Linked DNA regions of Homo sapiens: region 2 is linked to region 1. A link is a loop called in an ENCODE intact Hi-C map of the cell type or tissue named here. Cell type or tissue: IMR-90. All regions are shown on one strand.

Region 1 (8,000 bases):
AAGAGATTCGGGGCCACATATTGAGTGGCTTAATGTAAAACAATATGGCATATTCAGCCATCTGAAATAAATGTCACTTGGAATCATGTCATCCTTATTGCATGACAAGCTATACCTTGCATTTGGGGTAAATTTATTTCTTCTTTCTTCCACTCCCTAGACCAACTTGGGAAGACTCTAACATACACTCTAGGAATTATCTTCATTACAAGCAGAGGTACTATTTAGAAGCATTATCAGTCCTGTTTAGATTTCATTTTATATTCATTTGATAACGATGATCCATCAAGATCTCTTGTGTTAAGGTGTTCTTTTGAGGAAGGGTTATCTGTATTGAAATATCATTTATTGACTGCCTGTGTAATAATGGCTCTTCTTCAAACTACCCAACATACACCATTTAATCCTTGCAAGATTCCCATGGAGTATGTATTATTAACCCCATTTTCCAGATGAGGAAACAGGCCTTGGGAGGTTCACTGATTTTCTAAAGTTGCACAGTAGAAAGTATCCCAGAGGGGACTCAAACCCAGGTCTGCCTGACTCCAAGAACCATGAAGCTCCCCAACAGATGACTGAATGAAATAAACCTGGGTACAAATGCTAAGGGTAATAGAAAAAAATGAAGTGACAGTCTGTGATGTGCTAATTAAGTGTTGTGTTTTATGACACCCATGAATTCTGGGCATGAGCTAAAGTCTCAAACTGCAAATTCAATTGATTTTGAAAGTGCTTTGGGCTAGGCACAATGGCTTACATCTGTAATCCCAGCACTTTGGGAGGCCAAGGCATAAGGACTGCTTGAGCCCAGGAGTTCAAGACCATCTTGGGTAATAGGAGACCCCAGTCTACAAAAACTAAAATGAAAAAATTAGCAGGGTGTAGCAGCTTATATCTGTAGTTCCTGCTACTCAAAAAGCTGAGGCAGGAGGATTGCTTGAGCCCAGGACATCGAGACTGAAGTGAGCTGTGTTCAAGTCACTGCACCCCAGCCTTGGCATTGAAGAGAGACCCTGTCTGTCTGTCTTTCTCTCTCTCTCTCTCTCTCACACACACAGACACACACACACACACACACACACACACACACACACAGTGTTTCATCTCTGAATAGCCCTGGTTCCTGGAGAGGATGTAATAGCAAATAGGTTTTATGGCATAGTTGGACCAACCAAAAGTTCCCCACTAACAAAGGTTAGTGATGTTTTTAGTACAATTCAGTAACAACATGAATTTTATTCCAGCAAACACAAGGCATTTTAACCAAATTTAAAATTTCCAACAGGATGAACCAGACTTCAGTAACTTAGGGGAGAGGGGTGCACTGCTTCCTAAGAAAAACCTTTTCTTAAAGGGAGGCCTTGACTTCTTTCCTCTTCCCCATCCTGGCATGATGCTGGTGCAGAATACATTTCCAAGGTTGTGTTATATTCAGAGGCACATTAGGCTATTCGAGAGAATGGGAAGAGGTCTAATGGCTTCGTTGTTTTCTATGTTTAGGATGCACTAATCTGCAGAGTTTAATGTATGAGTTGTGGATGGCACAGGGAAGTTGGGACAGAAGGCTAGCTCTAGGGAGTTGTTGGGGTGGCTGGGTGTTAGTCTGAAATTTCACTCTCACGTTTCAGAATCTGAAGAGGAAGTTAGGGAAATTCACAGATGAGCCAATGCCTTTTAACAGGTGGGGGGTTCAGGGGTAGGACTGGGAGAAGAGGAGCTGTCAGAAAAGCTGGAGAGCCATTCGCCCCAGAGCTCTCAGTTGCACCAGAACGCACAGTCGGAGAGAGATTTATTTGTGAACAAGCCCGAGAAAGGCAGACAACCCAGACAAGATGGGCTCAGAAATTATTTATCATAGGCTAGGGCAGAACAGTCTGGAGCTTTCCTTCTGCTTTGCAAGCACTTCCCTGGGACCTGCCTGGGAAGCACAGCCCTTCTTCCTGGTAAGTTACAGAAGGTCAGGCACTCAGCTAGTAGGCCAGCTAGACAGCAAAAAGTGTCTAAACTAAGTGCCAACTGTTTACTTGGGGTCTTCCAGACCCTATCATGGTTCTATTCGTCATGGTACACTCTGTTTGATTTCAATCGCACCATCTTTATATGTAGGAAGGCCAAACCGGCCCGGCTGTGTTGGGTGGGATTTCTGCAGGCCATGCAGTGAGGACGCCACTAGCTATAGACACACGCAGGAGACCCACGTTCTATTTCCATATGCCACTTGCCACTGACCTCAGAGAAATCATTTTAAACCCTGAACCTCAGCTTCCTTATCCTGAAAATGAAGGCCATTCTACTTCTTAGGCCTTCTTGACAGGAGCCTTGGGAGAGCCAAACGGAGTAATTCCGGTGACAGCGAAGAACTGGGAGGGACCGTGACTCCAAATTACTGAAGAAAAATAAGTTAAACATGCTCGGCTGGAGTTTTAGGAATTCCACCCGCCCCCACCCGCCATGATCAAACTGCAGTCAGGCAGCAGCCCTCCGAATTGATTCTTTCTTATGGACTGTCTCACATGCCAAACACCTATGTGCAGCACCCCTCCATCTCCGTGGGCTCCTATTGATGTCTGCCTTGCAGTGAAAGCGCTTTTTGTTGCCGCTGTTCGATACACCCCAGCACATCAACGCAGCAGCTGGGAGCAGGAGGAGGAATCCCTTCGCTTTCTCCCCTCCTTTCACTCCGAACCCTAGGCATCAGCAGCAACGCGCGTAGCCCGGCAAATTTCCGCACGTGAATGGATTTTCCTGGCTCATCTCCAAAGACCTTGCGGTATTTCACAAAGCTGAAGAGAGGTGAACGAGCATCACCCCCTCCAGGAGGTCGTGCAGCCCCGCGGGGACGCTCCTCCCGCTCCTCCACCCGCGGTGCAGCGGCCGCCTCCCGAGCTTGCTCGCGGGGCCGTTAGCGCCAGACCCGGCGGAGAGCCAAGGGGTCCCTCCGCGCCTCCCTCTCGCAGCCCCTCTCCACCAGTAGCAGCGCTGCTGTCTTCCCACAGGAGGACTTGGGAGGACGCTGGATTCTGCAGCGCCCCCGCCCCCTCGCTTTTTCTTTCTTTCCTTGCTTTGGGATCTTGCTGCTGGATCCGGAGAGGTTCTGAGAAGACAAGAGCAAGGGACTGAGAGCAGGCTTCCGCTGCGGCGCGCGAACACAGCCGGGACACAACCCCCAGCGTCTCCACCCGCTCCTCGCCACCCCGGCGGGAATGTGAGGAAGGAAAGCCCCCAGCGCCGCCGCCCGCCCTCGAAGGCGTCCCAGAGAGCGTCCTGGGGGCCCGCGGCTGGAGCCCTTGTGCCCGCAGCACCGCCGGACTGGAGCGGCGAGGCGCACCGGGTGCCGCTTCTCGGCTTCCACTCTTCAGAAAGAGCGCGGTGGGGATCAGCGCCTTTCCCGCACTCGGCACAACTCCGGGACCGGCGGCGCGCGGCTGGACCGAGTCCCGCTTCCCGCCAGCTCACCTGGAGTCGGGGGCAGCCCCTGCCCGCCCGCCTGCACCCCTTGTCGCTCTAGCTTGCGCGAACCTGCCGCTCCTCCACGCCCAGGTAGTGAGCCCCGCGGCTCCAGGTCTCTGCAGCGCCCTCGGCCCCATGGACAGCGCACCCATCACCACTCCCTAAGTGCTGGCGCCGCCGCTGTCCAAGCTGCGCACTGGGGTCCCTCGGCTCGCCCCTCTCTGGGGTGTCCGAGAGGCCAGGGAGCGTGCACCATGAAGTCCGCGCTTTTCACCCGCTTCTTTATCCTCCTGCCCTGGATCCTAATTGTCATCATCATGCTCGACGTGGACACGCGCAGGCCAGTGCCCCCGCTCACCCCGCGCCCCTACTTCTCTCCCTACGCGGTGGGCCGCGGGGGCGCCCGACTCCCGCTCCGCAGGGGCGGCCCGGCTCACGGGACCCAAAAGCGCAACCAGTCTCGGCCGCAGCCACAGCCGGAGCCGCAGCTGCCCACCATCTATGCCATCACGCCCACCTACAGCCGCCCGGTGCAGAAAGCGGAGCTGACCCGCCTGGCCAACACGTTCCGCCAGGTGGCGCAGCTGCACTGGATCCTGGTGGAGGACGCGGCGGCGCGCAGCGAGCTGGTGAGCCGCTTCCTGGCGCGGGCCGGGCTGCCCAGCACTCACCTGCACGTGCCCACGCCGCGGCGCTACAAGCGGCCCGGGCTGCCGCGCGCCACTGAGCAGCGCAACGCGGGCCTCGCCTGGCTGCGCCAGAGGCACCAGCACCAGCGCGCGCAGCCCGGCGTGCTCTTCTTCGCTGACGACGACAACACCTATAGTCTGGAGCTCTTCCAGGAGGTAAAGGCCAGCCTGCCCCGCTGGGTGGGCGAGGGCGGGAGTGGGCCTCCGGGCCGGCCGGGCTGCAGTCACACGCCCCTTGCACTCCGGGTGCACTTTTGAGTTCTCAGTTCTCCGTGCGCGCATTCGGGGCACCGAGTGGAGCCGCTCCTTGCTGGCACTCCGCAGCCTCCGCTGGCCGTGGGGGTGGAGGGGCTGTGTGTGAGAGGATCACTGTGGCTTAAGGGGCGGGAGTCTGCCCTGGGGCTTTTCTGTGTGGAGATTGTGTCAAGAGAATAGCACAGGTGTGAGGCGCGGGAATGATTTCCAGGGGCCAGGCTCCTGACGACCTGAGGATGGAGCTTAGACCTGCAGGCGCTGGCTGCGATAGGAGATCAGGGAGGGACCTGCACCGTAGCGGGTGGCGGTGGAGGGGTGGGGGTGGTGGGGACGGGTAGGCTAGGTGTTACTCGAGGCTTTTCAGTGCCTACAGGTGTGATTCTCAGTCTAGGACCATATAGGGAGAAAGGTGGAGATAGCCTAGAGAGAAATTTGACTATTGCGGCCCACTGGCACGGAAATGGTTGTTAGAAGAAACACTGACTTCTATGGAGGTCCTTCCTCTCTTTCCCACACCTCACAAAAGTCTTTTCTGACCCTCAAGATTACTTTTTTTTTTTTTTTGCAAGAAAACCCTTTCTGGAAAATAAACTGTTCTGCCCTGTGGTTACGTCTTTTTTGCAGCCCAAGGTAAACATCTGGGCTGCCTGATCCCTTTTCACAACCTTTCTCTAAGGCCTCTTTTTGGCGAGTTAGCCAGGACACATTTGGCGGGGCCTTTTGCGTCTTTCTGGTGCAGCCAGGTCCTGAGTGCATCCGGGCTCCCTGCTGTTGAGATGGCCCATGAGTTCCCTGGGATGGCCACGCGCGCACCGCCCCCCCCCGCCGCCCCCGGCAGGCACAGGGTTAGAACAGGTGTTCTTCCTTGAGGCTGGTATCTTGCGGTGTGTGTGTGTGTAGCCTGCAAATGAGACTGAGTGGCATGGGTTTTCTCAGTTTTCTTCTGTCTACGCAATTACAGCCAAAGAAAATCTTCTTGATTGATTTGACGCCCTGTGAGACTGTTGCCTTCCTCCACCTGAAATTTCTTGACGTCCTGCTTCAGAGACTCCCCCTCAATTCCCCTTCTCCCAAGTAAACTGGACATTGGGAAAATACTATGTGTGAGTTGGACACTGAACTGCTAAAATAATCTGTGTGTCTGGTCATCAGATACCCTAACTGCTTCCCACACTTTCATCCTCATCTCTGGGTTGCTTTCTTAACCCCAGGGCAGAGCTATTCTGTACTCTTCCAGTTTAATTTTTCTGTGTGGCTTTAAAAAAATTTTCTTAAAGGTAATTGCCGCCTTCATTTCTATTCATCCTCTCTTTCATGAATAAAAGGCACAGTAATTGTCCTTCATCTTTTCTTTTCCATCCTTTCACTGTAGAGGGCTTTCTTTCCACGTTTCTCCAAATGAATAAATAAGCTTGGCATTGTATAGTATGGTCCTTACTCAACCCAAGATTAGAGATACCATCTGACGTTTTTAACTGGGCTTTTAATCCTGCATCAGTGCTCCCCCCTCCAAAAGAAAAAAGTGGCTTGCATCTGAAGCAAAGACTGTACATTTCAATGCACCACAATTTTTAAACCGCAAGGTCTTTTTATTTTCTTCTACAACTTCGAAGTTGCCTCGTCTGTGACAATATGTGGTCTTGTTGAAGTAAAATAGTGCACATTACTGTTAATGAACACTGTAGGAGGCTAGATTGTGAAGGAGGAATGATTTAGTTTATTCCGAGCTTCTAGCCTCTTGGTGTGAGGTGTTAGAAGAATTGGCACACGCAGGCAGTGAAATGATTCAGGACACAGCCTTCCTTTGATGCTTCCCAAACTGAAAGGAGGGTTTGTTGGTGGGGGATATTAAGCATCAGGAGAAAATTCCAGTAGGTTTTTCATTAGTCCATATGGGGGAAAATATAAAATGAGGAGAGGGTAAGGAGAAAAAAATAGTGTTGTCAGAGAGGACATTATAAAGGAAAAACGCAAAACTTTCAAGACACTAAACTTTTGTACAATTGGAAGTAATGCAATAAAATAAAATAAGAGCATATGCAACATTTTTTAATGGTGAGGTGCCACATATACAAAAAATACAACAGGTTTATTGTTTCTGTTGTCATTTTAAGCATAATAGGCATGACATACTTAGAATTTAAGTTTTCTATCTCCTGGAGGTCACTCCCAGACAGTAATTTTATGACTAGTACCTTTCTCTACCACTCCCCCACCAGCATTGTTTTTGGACAGATTAGGCCTTTGTTTGACATATATGTATGCTGATACATTCAGTTTTCTTTATTATAACATTTTCCATGCATGGCAAACATTATTGAATTCCATCATTAGGCTAGTGGAATTTATGAATTCTTAGTCTTGTGCATTTTCCAGAATTTGGAAATCCGTAGGTTTATTTGTGAGACAGCCTACCATACACCCGTTCTCAGATTAATGATTCCGTGTAAATTATAGTTTAGACATTGTTCTCTGGAGAAAACGTAGGACCAGATAAAACATTGAAAATCTACAGCTCCTTGGGGGAAAGCAAAGATGCTGATTAGGAATGCTATAGGGCTGAGGCATATATCTCAGCCCTTTATATTGTGCATGCACACCAATTAGTTTTTCAGTAATTCACAGTACTTAAGGAAAGAATACCCCAAGTCAGGTTTCATCTTTTATTCATGGTGCTTCTAATTTCCATGGTTGATGTTAAAGTGGATAAGATAAAAGGAGGAAAATGAACCACGTACAAATTAGCTCCGTAAGTATTGGCTGCAAATGAAGGAAAGCAAAGGATGAAAGGTCTCCAAATTAAATTAAAGACGCAACAGGCAATCTGTGTTCAATTATTCCTCCCTGGTAACTGGAATGGTGCTTTGTCATCTCATACAGCTAACTAATTTTCAGCCTTTCCTTTCAACTGATCTGCATTGCCAGGAAAGAAATATTTGCATTGAATACTCTTATGTTAACAGCCAAATCCATTTGCAAATGAAGTTTAGTGTGAATCTTAGCTACAGAAATGGGCCTGTTCATTGGAGAAGGAGGTGGTGGGGTTTTTCAGGTTTCAAAAATCTCAACAGCTACTCCTCTTCTTCCTGTGGCATTGATGGGGTTTTGCACTGTGGATCACAGGTAATCCTGCCTCCCTGTGCATCCTATCCATCTCCCTCTCTGGAAAAGCTTACTTGCAAAGGATTTAAGCTGCTTTAATAAAAGCCACAACTACAGATAAATGTGACTTTATTTTTAGTCATGTTTTCAATAACACTATTGATCAGATTTCTGTTTTTCACCAGAAAACCTTCAAAGCTTTCTTAAATTTAAAACAGATGCTTTTCAGGTGAAGTTGGTTTCACCTCTGGAAATCAATTGAATTGAAATACTAAAAAAAAATAGCACTTTCCAAGCAAGAAAAAAAAAAACTTTAGAAATTTTGAAGTTAATGAAATAAGACTGGAAGACAGGCTGGCTCTCAGACACTTAAGGGGTTATCAAAGGAGTCAGTGACTGAGATTGCATCTAGAAGATGTTTCTGGAAAGCAATGAACTAAAGAAGCCCCTTGCTTGAATCTTTTGTTGGGTGCTATTCAGCTATTTGTGTACTAGGCAGATAAA
Region 2 (8,000 bases), 440 kb after region 1:
GAGGGAAAAAAACTATTCCACATTAGGGAATGGTTTTATGTATATTAGGAAGAATATACTGAAAACTATACACATAGCTTGTATATTTTAGTTAGATTACACTTACCTTCAGTAACTGAATCTAAATACCTATCTTCAAAGATTATAGGTAATGAATTGAGATCTCCATCTAATTCACTACATTCAATAGGTAAGGGTGGAAGAGAACTGCAGAAGGAAGTATTTTTGATAGCGGTGCACATCTGTAGATGACTCTGAGCACTGAAAAATATTTCTTCAGTCAGATTGTAATTTAGAAAAATTATACCCAACTCCCCTTTGTAGAATCTACCCTTTCCCCTTCCCTCCTCAATTCCTATCCCTCATCTGCAAGACATAACCTTCTTATGAGAGAGCTGCTTGGTCAGCGATAAAAACTGGTAAAATGAAAATGATAGTTTGTTGGCAATAAATTATTGACTTATTAAATTACAGACTGCTAATTATTTATGTAATTCCCATTATATTCTTCCATACTTTCTTATGTTATTTTAAAGTGAATTTCTATGCTTAATGTCTCAACTTCTAAATCTGCTGCAAATCACATATAAGAGAAATACCAAAAGCTTAACTGCTTAATAATTATTTGATGCTAGTGCTGGGAAAAAGACGTGTTTCATTTCTACTGTTTCTACTTAACATATATTGACAAATAAAATTAACAGCTATTTTAAAACAAGATGTATAATTTTCTAATACAAAACAGTTAAAACAGAAAACCCTGTCTTATGGAAAATTTCAAACAAATCAAAGAATAGTATAAAATACCCCATATACATACCTCCGAACTTCAACAGTTAACATATACCCTTTCTATCAGCACTCACTACCTACCCTGATACTCTATTATTATTTACAGGATTTTTTTTGTGGTATAATTTATATGCATTAAAATATAAATCTTAGCTGTATGCTTTTGACAAATGGATATATGATACAGAACATTTCCATCTACTCAGATGGTTCCCTCATGTCTTCCCAATCCAGCACAAGTCAATGCCAAGAAAACCATGTCCTGTCTTTTTTCCATCTTGCTTTTGCTTGTTTATAACTTCATATAAGTAGAATCATACAGTATTCAATTTTTAATGTCTAGCTTTTTTTGCTCAGCATAATGTCCTCAAAATATTCCTTAATGCCAAAGAAAACCAGGACTAAATCTACTCAGTAGGAAAGATAGAAGGCATTTGTTCTGGATATTTTAATTGTAAATCATTTACAATTACAGAAGACAGTATATATGAAAATCTGTAATAAAAAAGGATGAACATAAGAAATTCTGGCCTGTGAAAATAAAGACAGAATATGGCTAAATGGAAGGCTACAGCCAAAGCTGTATGAGACTACCAAGATTATGGTAGATCTGATAAAAAAGGAGGGAGGAATACAGTGCATTATGCTTCTTTATATGTAAAGTATGGAACTTTAATGAAGTAACTAATAAGATGAAACAATTTGATTATAGATGGGATTTCTGAAATTCAAATTCTCCTAATTTCTTATATTGTTAATACTGTATATTCTGTCACTGATAAATTCTGAGACAGGTATCTTATGTAAAAGGAAGTAATATCATTTTAATTTTGAATTTATACTACTCACTGAAGTTCCTGGTATGCAATGGCAGCTTCTCTTGGATGCTCAAAACAAAAGAATGCCTCAGAAAATCTGCGTACCTAAAAAATTCCAAAGGAGAGTATTAATAACATGACGTATTTAAAAAGTCAATCCGGCATCTTATGGTAAGGAGAGAAACTGCCTCCATTACGCCTTCCACAATCACCCGTCAGAATTAAACTTCCCTTCTCCCTCTTCAGTGTTGCCAATGTATTTTTGTACTGCATGAAATAAATCTGGAAAGCATATATAAATATAAACTATTATGATTACCACCATAGCCTTTACCACCTTTTGTCTTAAAATAAATCATCTCCCCTCCTAAAGTGTAATGTTCTTTAGAAGAGAAGCTATGGGCCAGGCGTGGTGCCTCACACCTGTAATCCCAGAACTCTGGGAGGCTGAGGTGGGTGGATTACCTGAGGTCAAGAGTTCGAGACCAGCCTGGCCAACATGGTGAAACCCTGTCTCTACTAAAAACACAAAAATTAGTGGGGCATGGTGGCAGGTGCTTGTAATCCCAGCTACTCAGGAGGCTGAGGCAGGAGAATCGCCTGAACCCAGGAGGCAGGGGTTGCAGTGAGCCAAGATGGCGCCCTTGCACTCCAGCCTGGGCGACAAGAGTGAAACTCCTGTCTCAAAAAAACAAAACAAAAAAAAGGCAAAGCTATGTTTTGATGACCTTTGCATCCCCACAAAACATGTATCTTGGCATATTACAGAATCAAGTACTTGATAAATACATGTTGAATCTAGCTGAACATTTCTTCCATTATATTTGTATTTTAACCCTTTCATTTTTAATTATGAAAGGAAAGGCTTTGTCAGCTACTGGAGCAAAATTAGGCAACAGGAGCCAGAAAAGATGTCTTATTTGGACAGTACAGGGAGGAGAAATTATATTACATCTACAATTATTTTCTAAACAAAGTAAGATCTAGGATTCTTTGGTTTTAAATGTCCAACAAATTAGAGACCTATTTTACTTGTCATCAATATCCGGCCAGGTGAATTTCTGACTTACTAAACTTGTTTCCCTAAGCAGATAAACCTGGGTCTTCAGACAAACAAGTCAATGAGGGAAGTGGGAAAAGAAGATATCAATGAGAAGGATGCATTCTGTGTCTTTACTTTCATATGTGGTCCAAATGCTTTTTTCCCCTCTCCAACATTAAAGGAAAGGTGAGAGAAAAATAACAGCCTGTCTGGCTATTAAGATGATTTCCTTTGGGGCTATAAAGCATGAAAAAAACGCATCTTTAAGTTATCTGGATTCCTGCAGTTGCAGCTGGACCTACGAAACTGGCGCTAGCTGCTTTTCCTTCTCTCTCTACCTTCTCTAAGTCCTACAATAATGATCATTTCTTGACAGTACTCTACCTCATAGTCTCCACACTAAAAACTTTATTCTAATTCTTTGACTTAAACCACATAAAAACTCAATGTCAAATTGAATGATGAAGAAAAAACAAACAAAAAAAAACCTCTAGGATGATATTATCTTCATTTAATAGGTGAGGAAACAAAGACACAAAGAGGTTAATTATTTGGCCAAGATAACATAGCTAGTAGGCGATAAACCTGTGATTCAAACGAAGATTTGAGAAACTCCAGTTCTTGTGCTCCAAACACTTACCTTTTCCTTTCTGCATTAAGACTCCTTGTTATCAGAAATCTTTCTTGTATGCACCCAAATGAAGTTCTTTCTAAATTCACTCTCAGCATAATTATCATGCTGTAGCTATTACAACTAAGGGTATTAACTGTAGTGTGTGGCCATAACTAAGGTATGACTGCCACCTGATGGCAATACAGCTAATTTTCAGGCAAAAGTTTGACAGAAAAAAATTTTTAATTTACAAATTTAAATTTCAAATATGGGGAATATATATATTACTGCTTTGTATATGTATGTATTTTGGCATGCATTTTTGATATTTATAAAAAATGAATTTTGTGTGCCCAATTAAAAAAAAACTTATTTGGCAACATCACTTATTCAAAAGCTAGGAGGAAGACAGCCAAGCATTCAAAATAAGTATTTGTTAATGCTTCACAGAGTTAAATACTCCTGTATCTGTGTTCATTCTAATAATGCTGTTCAAATTGCTAACACAGTATTTATATTACAATTCTATACATGTGCATTCAGATTAGATTCTAATCTTGAGTGCAGGGTCTATATCTGATAGATTATCTAATATCTATGCTACCTTGAAAAAAATAAGCACCTTGCAAATGTTTACTGAACAAATGTTTTTTACGTCCTTGCACTAACTCATAGCAAAATTATCATAAAATTGTTTCATTACAAAGCTGATTTATACTTACTAGTTGATACAATTGCACTTGGTTTCAGTTATTTGCTTTCCCAATCCACACCACATTAAAAGAGCAAATTAGACAAAGAAAAATGAATTACAGAGGTAAGTACACAGGCAGTTACAAGAAATGATGAGAACGTGATGAAGAAATATCCGTCCTTAAAAAAAAAGCCTAGAATTCCCCTATAAAAGATCACACAAAATAAATAAAAAATTAATACTTGAGGTCTTTTAATGGATATTCCAATATCCTGGCATTTTTAATAATATGGAATACTAGTGCATTAAAAGCTGAGCACATTAAATAAAATTCACAACTAAATTATTATCATATATATCATATCATACCTATACTAAAGTATGTTTAGTATAGGCATGCCTTGGAAATATTATGGGTTAGGGTCCAGACCACCACAATAAGGTGAATATTGCAATAAAGCAAGTCACATGAATTTTTTCAGTTTCCCAGTGTGTATAAAAGTTATGTTTACACTATACTGTAGTCTCTTAAGTGTGCAATAGCATTATACCTTTTTTAAAAAAGCCAATGTGTATACTTTAAAAATATTTTATTGTTAAAAATGCTAATGATCATCTGAGCCTTCGGCTACTTTTGCTGCTGGAAGGTCTTGCCTTGATATTGATAGCTGCTGATCAGGGTGGCTGCAGTGGCTATGGCAATTTCTTAAATTACAACAATGAAGTTTGCTGCATCAATTGACTCTTCCTTTCACAAAAGATTTCTCCTTAGCATGTGATGCAGTTTAACAGCATTTTACCCAGAGTAGAACTTCAAAATTGAGTCAATCCTCTTGACTCGCCACTGCTTTTTCAACTAAGTTTATGTAATATTCCAAATCTTTTGTTATTTCAACAATGTTCGCAGCATCTTCACCAGGAGTAGAGTCTATCTCAAGAAACCACTTTCTCTGTTCATCCATAAGAAGCAACTCTTCATCTATTCAAGTTTGATAATGAGATTGCAGCCATTCAGTCACATCTTCAGGCTCCACTTCTAATTCTAGTTCTCTTGCTATTTATACCACATTTGCAGTTATTTTCTCCACTCGTCGTGACCCCTTCAAAGTTACCTATGAGGGTTAGAATCAACCTCTTCCAAACTTCTGTTCATGTTGATATTTTGACCTCCTTCCTTGAATCATGAATGTTCTTAATGGCATCTACAACGGTGATTTTTTCCCAAAAGTTTTCCTTTTGCCCAGATCCACCAGAGGAATCACCATCTGGGGCAGCCAACACCTTACAAAATGTATTTAAGTAATAAGGTTTGAAAGTCAAAATGACTCATGCATCACATGGGCTGAAGAATAGATCGTTGTGTTAGTCCACATGGAAACATCGTTAATCTCCTTGTATATCTCCATGAGAGGTCTTGGCTGAGTAGGTGCAATATTAATGAGCAATAATATTCTGAAAGGAATCTTTTTATTCCTGAACTGTAGGTCTCAACAGTGGGCTTAAAATATTTAGTAAACCATGCTGTAAACAGATGTGCTGTAATCTAGGCTTTGTTGTTTTGTTAATGCAGCAGAGTAGATTCTGCATAATTCTCAAGAGCTCTAGAATTTAGGAATGGTAAATGAGTACTGGCTTCAACTTCAAGGCACCAGTTACATTAGCTCCTAACAAGAGAGTCAGCCTGCCCTTTAAAGTCATGTACTGATTTCTCTTTTCTAGCTATGAAAGTCCTAGATGGCATTTTCTTCTACTAGAAGGCTGTTTTATCTCCATTGAAAACCTGTTGTTTAGTGCAGCCACCTTCATCAATTATTTTTGCTAGATCTTCTGGATAATGTGCTGTAGCTTCTCCATCAGAACTTGCTGCCTTACCTCACACTTTTATGTTATGGAGACTTCCTGCCTTAAACCTCAACACCCAATCTCTGCTAGTTTCAAATTTTTCTTCTGTAGCTTCCTTACCTTTCAGCCTTCATAGAATTGAAAAGAGTTAGGACCCTGCTGTGGATTAGGCTTTGACTTAAGGCACTGTTGTGGCTGGTTTGATCTTCTATCCAGAACACTCAATCTTTTCCCACATCACTACTAAGGCTGTTTCACTTTCTTATCGTTCCATTAGAAAAGCATTTCAATTTCCTTCAATAACTTTTCCTTTACATTCACAAGTTGGCTAACTGGTGCAAGAGACCTACCTTGCAGTCTATCTTGGCTTTCGACATGCCTTCCTCCCTAAGCTTAATCATCTCGAGCTTCTGATTTAAATTGAGAAACTTGCAACTTTTCCTCTCACTTGAACACTTAGAGATCATTGCATATTAACTGGCCTAATTTAAATATTGCTGTTTCTCAGGGAATATGGAGACCCAAGTAGAGGAAGAGAGATGAAGGGAATGCTAGTTGGTGAAACAGTCAGAACAAACACAACATGTATTAAGTTCACTGTCATATATGGGCACAACTGTGGTGCTTCAAAACAATTCCAATAGTAACATCAAAGATTATGGTTAGAATATTTAAAGAAAAAAAATTACCCATTAAAGATCACACTACTGGCTGGGCATGGGGCTCATGCCTGTAATCCCACCACTATGGGAGGCCGAGGCAGGTGGATCACCTGAGGGGAGGAGTTCGAGACCAGCCTAACCAACACGGTGAAACCCTGTCTCTACTAAAAATACAAAAATTAGCTGGACATGGTGGCAGGCACCTGTAATCTCAGCTAATTAGGAGGCTGAGGCAGGAGAATTGCTTGAACCGGGGAGGCAGAGGTTGCAGTGAGCTAAGATCGTGCCATTGCACTCCAGCCTGGGTGACAAGAGCAAAACTCCATCTAAAAAAAAAAAAAAAAAAAAAGGAAAAAGACGTGCACACCACCATGCCTGGCTAATAGTTGTATTTTTTGTAGAGATGAGGTTTCCCCATCTTGCCCAGGCTGGTCTGGAACTCCTGGGCTCAAGTGATCCACTCACCTCAGCCTCCCAAAATGTTAGCATTATTGGCATAAGCCACCATCCCCCACCTGGATAGACTTATTTACTGGAAGTGCTAGATGTGGTTTGTATATATACACATAAAGGTGATAAAATATTGTTTATGCTTATAGTTATAGCCAAATTGGAAGTCTGCCTAAACCTTGCGAAATATAAAAGCATCAAATTATATACTATAAATAAGCAATATGTTCCCAGAAAGAAGTACTTTTAATTTATTTAGAAAATAGACATTCACAGTTATACTCAAAGAATATCAGATCAAGTAGTTTAAGCAATAAGTATCTCTTCTTAAAAATGCAAACTTCATAATGTTTTGAGTAAATAATGCATCATTGTAAAGAGGTTCTTAAAGTGGAAAAGAATGGCTATACAAGCTATTCCTAACTTTTCCCCTCTACTAGAATATAAGTTCCATCAATACTGTTGAAAATACTATTTTATGGCTGGGCACGGTGGCTCACACCTGTAATCCCAGCACTTTGGGAGGCCGAGATGGGCGGATCACAAGGTCAGGAGATCGAGACCATCCTGGCTAACACGGTGAAACCTCATCTCTACCAAAAATACAAAAAAATTAGCCAGGCATGGTGGCGAGTGCCTGTAGTCCCAGCTACTTGGGAGGCTGAGATGGAGAATGGCGTGAACCCAGGAGGCGGAGCTTGCAGTGAGCCGAGGTCACGCCACTGCACTCCAGCCTGGGTGACAGAGCAAGACTCTGTCTCAAAAAAAAAAAAAAAAAAAAAAAGAAAAGAAAATACTATTTTATGATATTAAAATCTCAATAAAAGCTAATAAGAATTCACTGACACTCTGGTTTCCTTACTGGAAGGTAATGGGTCCACATTAGAATCTAGGATCCTGCTAATCCATATGGCAGCTTTAAAGTATAAATTTCAAAAACATGCTCCTTCTACAGGCAGATGCAACTAGACTCCAAGGAGGACAGGCCAAATTTCAGTTCCCACTCTTTCTAGCACAGTTACTCAGGGATACCCTAACCCTGTTAATCACTTGCACAACTTTTAAAAAGTTCCCTAGGTCTGGACCT

The links. Hi-C counts contacts between places; a loop is a spot of excess contacts. Peaks named below come from ENCODE experiments on the same cell type or tissue, not always from the same donor. Only the 100,000 strongest peaks of a DNase experiment are listed, where the experiment ranks them.
Region 2: it touches region 1 in a loop (15-fold over the local background); 17 of 110 quality-filtered maps call a loop at or near these places.

Annotation. Positions count from the first base shown.
Region 1 is chr6:70,952,134-70,960,133 of GRCh38, reverse strand. It overlaps B3GAT2 (beta-1,3-glucuronyltransferase 2), which reads left to right and starts at 3,074. Exons shown (of 4, transcript NM_080742.3): 1 at 3,074-4,295. The coding sequence starts at 3,705. It overlaps LOC124901229, which reads right to left and starts at 3,706. Exons shown (of 2, transcript XM_047419611.1): 1 at 3,606-3,706; 2 at 1,217-3,502. The coding sequence starts at 3,706. The coding sequence ends at 2,776. RefSeq lists an enhancer at 3,299-3,814 and silencers at 3,743-3,872, 4,343-4,482. In IMR-90, a CTCF peak has its summit at 4,027 (motif pointing right); a DNase peak (open chromatin) is centred at 4,053; H3K4me3 peaks cover 869 bases; H3K27me3 peaks cover 4,647 bases.
Region 2 is chr6:70,516,228-70,524,227 of GRCh38, reverse strand. It overlaps FAM135A (family with sequence similarity 135 member A), which reads right to left. Exons shown (of 22, transcript NM_001162529.3): 13 at 1,642-1,715; 14 at 107-261. Among named protein-coding and RNA genes, the nearest start is that of SDHAF4, 47 kb to the left of the region's middle. In IMR-90, a CTCF peak has its summit at 3,448; no DNase peak of the experiment used is centred here.